Regions from separate parts of the Mus musculus genome. Here region 1 is linked to region 2. A link is a contact called in ENCODE POLR2A ChIA-PET data. All regions are on one chromosome and are shown on one strand. Each heading gives the region's core, a stretch centred on a gene start or an enhancer-like site at or near the end of the contact. The rest is flanking DNA. Distances are from core to core; before and after follow the strand shown. Region 1 holds the start of Ddx3x (DEAD box helicase 3, X-linked). Region 2 holds the start of 5730405O15Rik (RIKEN cDNA 5730405O15 gene).

Region 1 (6,756 bases), core at 2,406-4,905, 240 kb after region 2:
CTGCAGCTCCCAGGCTTTCTCCTCATCCATCTCAGGACACCTTTAGGTCCAGGTTTCTGGGCCTTGATGCAGATAGTATATTTGCTTTAATACAGGCTGTTAACTTAAAATGCCTGTGAAGGTAGGAACGTGAGTAGGAAAAAAGTCTGGTTTCAGTAATTTCTGACCATTTTTAGCCTATTACTCTTATTTGAATGACCCCATATATTTCATTATATTCAAATATAAGCATATATTTGAATGCTTAGCCATCAGGGAGTAGAAGTCTTTGATAGGATTAGAAGGATAAGGAGGTGTGGCCTTGTTGAAGGAAGTGTGTAACTCTGTGTCCATTTGAGGTTTCAAAAGTCAAGCCCAGGGCTGGAGAGATGGCTCAGTGGTTAAGAGCAGTGACTATTCTTCCAAAGGTCCTGAGTTCAAATCCCAGCAACCACATGGTAGCTCACAATCTTCCATAACAAGATCTGACTCCCTCTTCTGAAGTGTCTGAAGACAGCTACAGTGTATTTAAATATAATAAATAAAGAAATAATAAAAAAAGTCAACCCCAGTTCTTTCCCTGCTGCCTTCAGATCATAACATCATAACGCAGAGCTCTCAGCTTCTCCAGCACCATGCCTGCCTCTGCGCCGCCATGCTGCCTACCATGATGATAATGGATTAAGCCTCTGAAACTTTAAGCCAGCCCCAATTAAATGCATTCTTTTATAAAAGTTGCCGTGGTCATAGTGTTTCTTCACAGCAATAGAACACTAAGAAAGCTACTTACAGTAAAAGATGTAAATTGCTCCTTAATAGACCAGTCATTGGGGGGGGGGGGAGGTTTAGCTGCTCTAAGCCTGCACACTATTCCTTTTCAGAGTGAATACGTTGGAAGACGAATCTTTTTTGTTTTTCCATTTTTTTGTACATTTAAAAAAGATTTTTTAAAATTTATTTATGTGTGTACGTATGTTTATGTCTACAGGTGCCTATGGAGGCCAAAACGGTATCAGATCCCCTGGCGCCAGTTACAGGAGGTTGTAAACAGCCTGAGGTGGGTGCTGGAAATGTAACTTGGGTCCTTTGAAAGAACAGTGCATGGCTTTTAACCACTAAGCCATTTTTCCAACACTGAATTTCCTGTACGTTTGGTATTTCAACAATAACTTATTAACAAAACACCCTAGTCATTTGAATTAAGTATACGAAGCAGGGCTAATTGAAAATAGGAACCTGCTGCATATTTGATGGGGGCAGGGATTCCCCCTGACAGTGCCCTGTGGATATAGTCTACATAAGTAAAACAGCCCAGAAGCAGGTTGTCAGTTAACCTCCCCGTGGCAAGCAATTGGAGTGATGCTCAGAATCTCCAGCTCTTGAACAACAGACTCCTATTTGTCTAGATTTATGTGAAAAGGAATCTAAAACAAAACTAAAAACATATCTCACTACTGTGCTTTGTGAATCCTCAAATCTCATAGCAGAAAGGAACCCATCTTAGTTTCTTTGGATTTGCTGCGACAAAACACCATGGTCAAAGCAACGTATAAAATAAAGCATTCAGTTGGGTTTATGCTTTCAGAGGCTTAGAATATATGATGGCAGGACAGCTGAGAGCTCACATCTTGAACCACTAGCAGAAGGTGGGGACACACACACACACACACACAAAGAGGACTGGGATCCAGGAGTCTTTTGAGACTTCAAAACTCACTTCCAGTGACACACCTCCTTCAACAAGGCCATACGTCCTAATTCTCCCTAGACAGTTCTAGCAACTCAGGACCAAGTATTCAAACCTGAATGGGGGAGTGGGAGGGTGTGTGTCTGTGTGCGCGCGCTCGCGCGGGCGCACGCGCCTGCTTGTGCGCAAGCGCGCATGCATACGTGCGCTGGCTCATTCTTCAAACCACCACAGGACGATAGGAATCCTTGGGTCTAATGGTTTTCAAAGGGGCACTATGGAAATATGTGCATCTGAGGGTGCTAATACTGCTGAGGACTACTGGTATGTGGTCAACAGAGCCAGGCGTGCTAGATCAATTCCATATATGAGAGAATTGGTCCACTGGATACCCATGTAGACACAAAACCACATCATCATCTAGGTTGGCTTCAAATGTAGCTGCCATCATTAACTGAAAAGCAACATTCAATTGTTACACAAAATGAATAGTAAAAACAACAGGGGTTTGAAGTCTAGTGGTCTCTTTTATAGAGGAGGAAAATTGAGAACAAAAGCCGAAAAGCAACTTGCCTAGGGATTGTTTTATTGTTTCCGTATCTCTTTAAAAGTTCAGTTTCAATTTTACAAACTGGAAAAGTAGAAGAGTTTGTACAGTAAACTATGTGATGAGAAGTAATTGTTTGAATTCTGGCAGCAGAAGGCCCCTGGTGGGGGGGTTGGGTTTGGGGTTGAGGTGGGGGGGGTGCTGAGTCCTGTGTTTTATTTGTGAAACTGAGGGTCAGAAAGGAGTATCTTTTAGGTAACTTGTGTGCTGCCATTGCCTAAAAGCTGAGGGCTCAATATATTCTTTTGGTTTTGTTGTTTAAGGGTATGTGTTTTTGAAGCTGAGTCTTGGGGGGTGGTCCGCCTAGAAGCGGGGTCCACCAGAATCGGCCCGTTTGATGACAGACCCCTTTTTCCTCCATATTCTGTCTAGTGGAGAGAGAGGCCTGAGGCAAGTTATCTCGGTCAGGGAGACACAGGTTGTGTCCAGTCACACATTCTCGCCTCCCTGGGGTCCCTTACTGTGCCAACAGCCACAGGCTGGTGCCAGGAATGCCACGCGGAAGGACACAGGGGCCTACAATAAGTGACTCTTTCACAAACGAGAGAGGCTCCGGGTCCCGGGAGGGTCCTGGATTGCCGGCTCTAGATTCGCGTGAGATAGTTTTATTGTTCCTTCAGAGTGGGGCTGTGGGAGTGATGCTATCTATAGGCAACGGCGATCTGAAGCCTACAGCAACCCGCACATCCCCTACAGTCCCTGCTCAGATGGACTCGGGTCACCATGCAGCCTTCCACCTTTCTGCTTCTCATTTCTAGTTCCCTTCCCCCTTTCTCCTCCCCGCCCTCCCGCAGTTTTCCCGTCCCTCCCTCCCATTCCCAGCACTAGTCAAGCGAGTTTCCCTTCTTCACAAGATGGCCACCTTGCTGGACACCCACGGTCACGTGATCCCACTGCCCTCCACGCAGAGCCAGGGCTCATTAGTTAGGCCAGACAAAGCCCACTGCATCATCTCCACGCCCGGGGACGGAGAGGAAGGGACGAGTGCTAGAAAGAAGGACGAAAACTGGGTACACAGGGGAGGAGCAGCCAATCAACCTAGTTTAAAGCTTAGGGCCTTAAGGCTAGAGGACGGTCAGCAATCATTTCTCGCGAGATCTCGAGAAAACAGTAAGATTAGGGGACCGGTGGAGACCAGGGGATAGCAAACCCAGGAGAACCAGAACCACATATACCCAAGGCTTCTTTATGAGCCGACGAGGACGCGGGTAACTGGACTGATTAGGAAATCTCACGGGACTCAGCCGAGCAACGCACCGTAAGCAGGCAGAGCTCCTAACGGCAGTGGCCGGCCGCCCGGGAGAGGAGGGCACACGTCTTACGTGCTGACGTAGCAGTCCTCCGAGTCGGTATATAAGGTCGGTGGCCGCGCGGTGCGCTTCAAAGCCGCAGTTCTCCCGTGAGAGGGCCTTTGCGGTAGAGGCAGCCTTTGCTCAGCAGCGGAAGACTCCGATTTCTCGGTACTCTTCAGGGATGAGTCATGTGGCAGTGGAAAATGCGCTCGGGCTGGACCAGCAGGTGAGCCTGAGCCGCGGGGGTCGCTGCATCACTTTGCCCCCTGCCCTAGCCTGCCTTGTGGCGCAGCTCTTTAAGTTCTGCTTTTTGCCTTCCCGTCTCCCTGGACGGCTCGGGCCGGCGGGTGGCCAGTGGCTAGGGGCTCTGGAGGGACTGGATGCTTGCGGGGGGAGTGCTAGAGCCGGTGATTCCTCCGGCTCGGCTCGGTGCGCGGTATTGTCCCTGGCCCGAGCACAATGGCGGCTTTTGTGTCTGTGCGCAGGCGAGCGGAGGGGGAGGGGGCGCGCGCATTCGGGCGCACGCGCGTCCCCTGGTTGATTAGTGACCCGCAGGTGGGGATCGGGGCGGTCGGGGGGGGGAGATTGCCCCGCGTGGCGTGGCGGGGCCCGGGTGGATGGTTTTGGCCCCGGATTTCCGGGGCTTTGGGCTTCCATGGCCCCAGTGGCTGTGGTTTGGAAATTAGGGAGCTGGCGGCGGCGCGCGGGCTGGCCGAGTGGCCCCGCGGCGCTGGAATGTGGGAGGGGGCGCCGCGGGAGGGGGGCTGGCCTCTGCGCGGGCTAATGGCGGCGGCCTCCTTTGTGTGGCGCAGGCCGGCGGTGCTGCGCGGTCGCCCCCCCACCCCCATCCCCATCCCCCCGGGTCTGCCCGCCAGCGGGTTCGCCTGCAAGCCAGCTGGGTTGCTTCGGCCCCGCCGGCCCGGTGCGTCGCGGCAGGGGAGGCCGCGGTTCCCGAGTGGAAAGTTTTGTGACGCAGAAATTTCAGGGCGGATTGGGCGGGGGGAGGAGGGGGAGGGAGGCCAGGGCCGCTGCGTGCGCACTTGCGCCGGGCTTGGCGGTGACGCGAGCCACCCGGCGCGGCCCTTGCTCAGCCTTAGGCTCCAGGAAACGACCGCGCGGCCCGAGCCGGGCACGCCCGCCCTTTACCTGGGCGCAAGGGAGGACCACGCGCCTTGCGAGTGATGGCCCACTCTGGGATCCTCTAGAGGCAAAATGCCCAGAATATGGCAACAGATAACTTGTTGCTGCCATCGAAGTAAAATTGGGAGATTGGTCAGGCCTGGTTTCTGATTACTTAATCGAGACTCCATTTCTAGATTTAGAGGCCAAGGAGATGAGGGTCTGGTGCCTTCTGCCTGACCTATGACCTGCTACAGTAAATCTTCCATGTTGTGACACATTGTAACTTAAGGGACACTGGTAACATTTTCCATTCTAAATGATACTTATACTAAAATGATACTATTGTTGAACTATATTGGAAATTATATTTCCAAGAGCCTTTCATAAGTTGGTAGTGGATTTAACTTCGAAAGCTTAGGAATTCGGAGTGGTTCAAGTTTGTAATGAGTACCAACAGTGCATTTGGCAACTTTGTTGCTTCGATTAATGTCAAATGATTAAAAAAAAAAACCTACGTAGACTAGAGAGATGGCTCATCCGTTAAGAGGACTGGGTTCAATTCCCAGCACCCACGTGGCAGGTCATGCCTGTGTAACTCCAGTTCCAGGAGATCAGACACCCTCACACTGCAGGCAAACCAGAGCACATTTAAAAAACTCGTAAAAAAAAACCAAAACTCAGATTTTAATAAACGCGGCTTTAAACGGTAGTTACAGTATCAAGGCATGGCAACATTTTTTCTAATGACAAAGAGGTTACATCTGCTTTCTGTTTTCAGGGAGCTTAGCGATACTAGTAGTTTGCAAGTATCGGCACAGATTTATCGAGTAACATTTCCTTAAAACGTAACAGTTCCAACTTTCCTGTTTTTTTTTTTTTCTTCCTGTTTTTCAATTGTGGTTTATACTCCTAAATAGATAGTAGTTATATATCGACAATATGTCTCAGTGGGTAAAGGCATCTGCCACCAAGCGTGATGACCACAGCGACCTGAATTTAATCAGCCTGGTCTTTAGTGAGTTTGAGGCTAGCTAGCCAAGGCTACATAGTGAGGGACCCCCCCTCCCACAACACACACACACACCCTCGAGCAGTGTGTAGCATTTTTGTAAAATCTTGTTAACCAGTATAAGGAGATGGGCAGACTTTGGAGGCTAAAGCCAGTAAAATGCCCTTTAGTAAGAACATCAAAGGATATTCATGACTAGTTCTGTGAGTTTACAGTAAATGTGGGAGAACAGGAATTATTCCAGTTTTATTCTGTAGTGCTAAGTGGTGAGTGTATTGATAAAATTGTCTTAGGCAGTATTATCCCAATTTAATACATTTGTGCTGTATTTGAGAGTAAAGGAACTAAATAATACCAAGTATAAAGTTGGTGCTGTTTAGAAAATTTTTAAAAATGGTTAAAATGAATCCTACACTCATAACGTGTGGCTTTTATTTTCAGACAGGGTCTGATTTAGTGCAGGCTACCTATATTGCTGAGAATCTGATCCACCTGCCTCCATTTCTCCAATCCTGGGACTACAGCCATGAATCGTTACACTTTGTACTATACTGGGGATCAAAAATCAGGGCTTGATCCTTCACTATGGGCTAGCACTCTACTAACTGAACTAAGCCTGAGCACCTAGTTAGTGTTTTAAAACCATTTGTTTGGCTGCCCTGACTTCAAACCTCTTAGAAGTTTTTATTTAAAGTATGTGTCTGCCTGTCTGTACCATCTAATGCTTTGCCAGAAGAAAGCAGTGGATCTCTCTCACACACACACATACACACACACCATGCCTGGCTAAAATTCTAAGATTCATCAAAACAAAGTTTTAGTTTCTCAAATAAGGAGCTTTACTATGGAAAATGTTTACAGAACAAATATTGTGAAAGATGGAATTGAATTTGGATCCAGTTTCTGATTTTGTAACTTGCTTTCTGTGGTATTTATAGTGGCACTATTTTGTGTTAGACTCTATACTTTAGTGTGTTCTTGGTCACATTCTAAATTTTATTAATAACTGTGTGGGCTCCAAGAGGCAACTATTTGAACGTGGGGCCAGGAAACAGGAGTA
Region 2 (7,332 bases), core at 4,638-7,137:
CACAAATACACACAAGTCCAATTGTGGAGCTGGAACTAAAGCAGATGGGCAAGGCCTCAACCCTACACAAAGAACTACAGGTAACTAAGAAATGCTGAGAACAGGAGAAATAGTCTTCCCCACTTCCCCAAGGAAAAGCATGACAGTTGGTTATTCAATACCAAATGGTCAGCCATGAAAGCATACATACAAATAAGTAACATTATACAGACTGAGCTACTACACACATACACACACACACACACACACACACATACACACACACACACACACACGAGACAGGGTTTCCTCTGTGTAGCCCTGGCTGTCCTGGAACTCACTCTGTAGACCAGGCTGGCCTCCAACTCAGAAATCCGCCTGCCTCTGCCTCCCAAGTGCTGGGGTTAAAGGCGTGCGCCACCACTGCAGGGCACATTACCAACAATTAAAGAAAAGAAGGACATGAATTTGAAAGAGAGCAGCAATGGGAGGGTGGAGTTGAAAGGAGGAAAGGGAAGAGGAGAAGGATTAATTATATTATAATCTCAAAAAAAAAATAAATAAAAAGCTAGAATAAGAACATATTAAACCTGGAGTGAAGTTGCCAACTGAAAGCAACTAAATAGAAAATGGGGGCTGATGGTTCAGTGGGGCAATGGCACAAGCCTGATGCCCTGAATTCAGTCCCTGAAGCCCATGTGACGGTGGAAGGAGGGAGCTGACTCCACACAGTTATCTTCCACACATGCTCCAAGGCATGTGTGCGCTCCCCACACATCATATATACACAATAATAAACAATAGAATATGGACAAATAATACAAAGATCAATAAACCTAATGCTGGCTCTTTGAAACTATTCATAAAATGGATAACCCTCTAGGTAGACTGATCAAGGAGAAAAGTAAAGAAGAGAAACACAATTGCTATTGAGAATAAAGGAGGACATATCATATAGATGATGGAGATTATACATGTGTGTGTGTGCTTTGTTATGTGTGTGTATCAATGCGTGAGAAAAAGTAATTGTAACTATATCCATAAGAAAAGGCTGGAAAATTGTGGATCTGATCTTAAATTGAACAGACAGACATACCTGCCCTTACGCAACAAGCAACCTTATGATTTTTAAGATTTTTCTGATTCAGATCACTAGCTCTTTGAGAAGGCATTTGTCACAAAATTCCAGCACATAATATCAAAACTATGCAAAGCTCTAGTGGGTTGCTACCATGAGTCATCACAACACAGTCTGGAAAGAGCTGGCAAAGACTGCCTTGTATTTTTATATGAAAGGATATGTTTATTTCAGAAACGCGGGACTGCTAAACAATTTGAAAATAAAGGATATTCACTACATTCACAATACAGAATGGCCTTAAAAGATGACTTTCATAAAATTCATTTAAAGGATATGATACACCCATTCATGATTAGAAAAATCATTTGAAAGCTCCAATTGAGAGATGGGCTTCCCTTAGATGACACAAGAATGGTAGAGAAAACATCAAAAGCTTTGAAAACAAAATCAGAGAAGCTCATGAGCACTGGAATGTAGTTCCTAGCCAGCTGATGAGGCAAGAAAATATGATTAGCCATACTCCAGGAGTATGGGGAACTGAGGAACATCTGTGTGGAAACTCATGTATGTTAAAAAGTTGACAAGGAGTGGGGAAACATGGACTGGAAAACTTTATATTGCAAAAATATCAATTTCCCATGAATCTGCTATGTTTGGTCATTTCTATATTATGTCTTTAAAATGAGGTGGCTGCATTAGTCTTTTGTATTGGTTTAGTCTTGTTTTGAGACTGTCTCTACCTCTTTATATAACCATTGCTGGTCTGAAACTCCCTATATAGATCAGGCTGGCCTCTAATTTGTAGTGATCCTCCTGCCTCTGCCTATTGAGTTTTGGGTTACAGATGTGAGGCATTACACACACACGAAATTTTTTTTCTGAAACTGATTTTAATATTTGATGGTAATAGTGCCACTATTGGAGGTATTAAGATGCTTTGGTGTCAAACTAATTAAAATGGCATTTGGAATAATGAATGGCTTGTCTTGTACTGGCCACCTTTTATTTTTTTAATTTATTTATTATAGCCCTGGCTGTCCTGGAACTCACTTTGTAGACCAGGCTGGCCTCGAACTCAGAAATCTGCCTGCCTCTGCCTCCTGAGTGCTGGGATTAAAGGTGTGTACAACCAATGAATGCCTGGTCATTTTTCTTGTTTTTAAAAAAAAAACTTTTTTAGATTTATTTTTGGGTGAGGGCACACACACCATGGTATGAATGTGGAAGTCAGAGGATAACTTGTGGGAGTCTCCTTCCACCATGTGGGTTTGTGGGATCCAATTCAGGTTTTCTGACTTGGCAGCAAGTGCCTTTTCTTGCTAAGCCATCTTATTTTTCCTGTTTTCTTTTTCTTTCGCTTTCCTTTCCATTTTTTTTTTAAATCTTCTTTTTTTTTAATTTATTTTATTTTTATTATATGTAAGTACACTGTAGCTGTCTTCAGACACTCCAGAAGAGGGAGTCAGATCTCATTAAGGATGGTTGTGAGCCACCATGTGGTTGCTGGGATTTGAACTCAGGACCTTCGGAAGAGCAGTTGGGTGCTCTTACCCACTGAGCCATCTCTCCAGCCCCTCCTTTCCATTTTTTAAAAAAATATTTATTTATTATTATACATAAGTACACTGTAGCTGTCTTCAGACACACCAGAAGAGGGCATCAGATCTCATTACAGATGGTTGTGAGCCACCATGTGGTCCTGGGATTTGAATTCAGGACCTTTGGAAGAGCAGTCAGTGTTCTTGCCTGCTGAGCCATCTCGCCAGCTCCCTGTTTTCAAAAGTATAAAAATTACAAATAACTATATGGAAAGCCTTTAGGGGTTTTCTTCTGGGAGATCAAGGTTTGGAGGAGACAGAAACATAGGGCCAATAGGTCATAGCAGGTGCTCTTCCACCAGATTTGGGGCTCATCTCCTAGCAGGAAGGATCCAGATAGCCTGTCCTGTCCTAAATGGCATAGCATGAACGGGCAGTAGTTGATCGCTTCCAGGGCTCAGTTCACATTTTCTTCTGAGTGGCTCAAAGAGCGAAGATGCCTGCTAAAATGGGTCTTTATATCTAGAAGGGAGAGTTTGCCAAGAGTGCCTGACTTGGAACAGGGCAGAGCTCCAAATGTATTGAGTTTGCCTCTAGCTCTTGCCAAAGTTGTATCAGGCTCTTTTCAAAGCCATTTCATTCCATTTCACCAGCACTGTAGGTCACACACACACACAGTGGTACTTTGGGCTTTTGTAATCAGAAAACAGAAATGCCATGCTGCCCCAGCAGGGATCCCTTACGGTGCTGAAGTCAGATGAGCCTCGCCTTGGCAGAGAGCCCCTTCTGGTGTGGTGGAGGATTGAAGAAGAGCCTTCCTTGAGTCCTAGTGTAAACAGCCCTGCTGGGAATCAATTAGCCAATGCACAGCTCTGTGGAAGAGCCTGGTGGGTTCTTCTTCCTTTCCACATTTCCAGTGCACCCCAAAGCATAGGATCAACTGTGTTCTAGGTGACAAAAGGGTTACCTCTGACCCCCTCACCTCCATCACCCTCTCATTTGCTCCTTCACCTGCCTTCCTCCTGTGTTTCTTGTAGATATTTTGTAATTTCCTGCTTATTTCAGCTATAGCGTTCCTTGTATATATTTTGATATTTTGTTTGTTTATTCTTTTGTTTCAGATAGGGTTTCATGTAGCCCAGGTTGGCCTTAAACTCCTAAAGTAGCCCAGGATGACCTTGAGTGCCTGAGCCTTCTGCCTCTACTTCCTGAGTTGTGGGATTACAGAGATATAGCACAATTCCAAGAATGTTTTTCTTGTTCTTATTCTCATTCTTGCTCTCCCTGTTTATCTCTCCTTTCCTGCCTCCCTCTCTACCTCCCCCTCCCCATCTCTCAAGAAATGGACATTTCTCCTAAACTCTCAGGCTCAAGTCATTCTCCTGCTGCAGCTTTGAGTAGCTGCGACTACAGATTCATGTCATTATGTCCTGCTGCGTATGTCTTTGCCTGGTGCCTTTTTTTAATTAGATATTTTCTTTATTTGCATTTCAAATGTTATCCCCTTTCCTAGTTTCCCCTCTGAAAGTCCCCATCCCCTCCCCCTTCCCCCTGCTCTCCAATCCTCCCACTCCCATTCCTGGTCCTGGGTGCCTGGTACTTTCAATGTCTAAGCATTCCATTATCCATACACAGGTTTGTCTATTGGAGTCTCCATTTTAACGGTTTGAATAAAGTGTAGAAATCTTACCTCTTTTAGTAACTTAACACTCTCCCATTTATAATGTAATTATGTTAATGATTTCCTCCATACATTAAGAACTACAAAAGCCTGTGCTGTAACTATTGCTTTAACTGTTAAACATGATTTTAAAAGGCCAAGATGAGGAAACATTGTCTACTGTATTTATCTTCCCTTTTACTCTGTCATTCTTCCTTCCTTCCTGATAGCCAAGACTTCTCTGTCATTTATGTTTATCAAGATTATCATGGTTCTTATTTGCTACGCTGGGAAATCAAACCCAGGGTCCCTCCTCTCTCAGACTGTTAAGTGTGGCATATGAGACCCACCATGCCTGACTAAATTTCTCTTCAGCACTTGAGAAACATGGCAGTTTTCTTCCACTGTTTTTGCTTTCTCCTATTTTTTCTCTTTAGAGAACATGTTTTCCTCTGGGTGCTTAGGTTAGTTTCTATTAACTTTCAGAAGCTTGGCTCTGATAAACCACAGGTTTTTGTTGTTGTTTATCCTGCTTAAAAATTTCTCAGGTTTGCCCTACAGTGGTGGTGAATATGTTCAATCCCCGCACTTGAGGCGGAGGCAGGCTGGATTTCTGTGAGTTCGAGGCCAGCCTGGTCTACAAACAAGAGCGAGTTCCAGGACAGCCAGAGCTACAGAAAAACTATGTCCCAAAAAACAACAGACACACATATTCTGCATCTATATGTTTATGCCTTTTGGGCAAATTTCAGAACATTTTAGGCATTCATTCTTTGATTACTACTTTAATTTCATCTTTCTCTCTTGAAACTCTTATGATCAAAAACTTAGATTTTTAATATATTATCTTCCATGTCCCTGAAGGGCTATTCTTTTTTTCCAGTCTACTTTCTTTCCTTGCTTAAATAGAGTAAATTCTATTCTAATCGGATCAATTCTGATTTTCCCCCTAGACTTTTAGATTCTGCTATTGAGTCTAATTTTTTTTTTTGCCTGTAAGCTATTGTAATTTTCAGTTCAAAAAATTTTGAGTTTTGAGACTTTCCTCCCCATTTGTTTCAAACAAACATGCTTACAAAAAAGGGCTACAAATGACAGCTGTTTTTAAATCCTTGCCAGTTGATTCTAACAATCCTGTCACCTTAGTGAATTGTCGTTTCCCACTCAAGCTGAGAATTCCCCGATTCTCAGTATGGAGAGTATGTTTCAAAAACTGACGTTATATTAGTTAAATACTATGTTTCAGCAAGTCTCTCCTACGCAGCTCAAACTAACCAGCTACAGGCAAGGAAGGGTTAAGTTCCAGATTCCGAGAGCCGCGTTTGCTGACGTGTGCGCACGCGCACGCTCGCACCTGCGCCTGCGCTCCTGGACTACGTGTGACTGCCTGGCGGGGCGGGGCTGGCGGGGCAGGGCGGGGTGGGACAGGATGCTGGCTCCATTCTAGGCCGCTAACCGCCAGTCGCCTTGCGCTCTGTGGCGCCTCCACATTGCCTCCAGTAATCTGGCGGTAGCTAGGAACTCGTCAGCGCTGCAAGGGGGGTGAAAGTTCAGACCCCTGGCTGGGTGACGTCGGCGGAGGGGGCGGGACGCCTCGGATCTTCTTGGAGGAGGGGAAAGTCCGGGCTGTTTCAGCAGAGCCAAGGAATGGGAGGCGCCCTAGCCTCCCCGCAGGCCACAGCGCTGGGACTCCTGCCTTCCCTGCTATCTCCCTGAGGCAAGGGGTGTGTGGGAATGTCTCTTTACTGTTAGAAGGCTCGAGCTTTTCCTGCTTAAGGGTGGGGCCACACAGACTTTTGAGATTTTTTTACCCCCTTGTAGTGTTTGGCTGAAATGGAGCTGTCATTGTGCAGAAGTTTTCTGTCTAGATAGAAAAATCAGACTTTTCTTGCAGGGTGGGATTTTTGTTTATTTTGTTTTTCATTTCTCTCTCTGTGCCTGCTCTTTCTGGGGTGCTGGCTTCTCCAAAACCAGTTTGGAAGGTATGGAAACCCACGGTCATGTGTTCATCAGGTCCGGTAGCCCTCAATAGCTCTGCTTTTCACCTCCACCTTATTTTATATCGAAATTAGGCATTTTGGGTGTTCTTAGTGGTACTGGGGAAAGTGCATTTTACTCCATTTTTCTAGAAGCCCAGGGCCTAACAGTATTTTTTTTCATACGTCATCACAACCATGAAAGGATGTGTGCGGGCTTGGTAGGCCTTTTCAACTGAATGGGAATCCATAAATGAATAGGTCAATAGGAAGACATTTTAGAAAATCAGGTTCTTGGTTGGTTTTTTATTTTATTTTATTTCATTTTTTTTTGTCTTTAAAAAAATTTTGAAAAGATATATCCCTGCCAACCATGTTGTTTCCCTGCTTTCAATAGCATGTAAGAGGAAAGAAGCACTGTTTCAGGGGAAGGACAATAAAGTCAGTTCTGGGAGTTTCTATGGTTTTACTGAGGTGCGATTACTTTATAAGGATGTGTATATATTTAAAATATATGATTGCATAGAACACACATGCACGCACGCACCACTACAGCATCGCCACAACCGAAACTGTGACCAAATCTATCACCACAAAAATTTCCTAATTTTCCTTTCAAATTCCTCCCTTATCCTCACCCCAGGCAACCAGGGCTCAGGCTTTTTTTTCTTTTTTCTTTTTTCTTTCTTTCTTTTTTTTTTTTTTTTTTTTGGCTCAAGCTCTTGCCTGGTAGCCCAGGCTGGCCTCCAACTCTCTGTCTTCAGGGTTCAGCCTCCTAGGTGCTGGGATTACAGGCTTGCCATATCACACCCATGTTACTGATCTACTTCTTATCACAAAATAAATTTGTTTAGAATTTTGTAGTAATAATTATTGACTGGCTTCTTTCACACATGATAACTCACTTGCAATTCATCCATATTACTATACCTATAGATAGTTTTTCTCCCTTTTTAAAGATTGCCCTGTATGGCTGTATGACAACATGGCTATCCTTTCATTTGTTGATGGACATTCCAGTTCTTCCCAATTTGGGGCTGTTATAAATAAAGTGACTCTGAACATTCATATTCAACTCTTTCATGTAGATATATGCTT

The links. ChIA-PET counts read pairs that join two places held with the same protein, here RNA polymerase II (POLR2A).
Region 1: POLR2A ChIA-PET joins it to region 2 with 11 read pairs in embryonic stem cell. The contact joins the promoter of Ddx3x here to the promoter of 5730405O15Rik in region 2. POLR2A ChIA-PET finds 5 or more read pairs at or near these places in 3 of 5 experiments (Patski and embryonic stem cell).

The regions. Positions count from the first base shown.
Region 1 is chrX:13,277,367-13,284,122 of GRCm38, forward strand. It overlaps Ddx3x (DEAD box helicase 3, X-linked), which reads left to right and starts at 3,656. Exons shown (of 17, transcript NM_010028.3): 1 at 3,656-3,791. The coding sequence starts at 3,747.
Region 2 is chrX:13,036,128-13,043,459 of GRCm38, forward strand. 5730405O15Rik (RIKEN cDNA 5730405O15 gene) reads left to right here and starts at 5,888. Exons shown (of 3, transcript NR_038158.1): 1 at 5,888-5,982.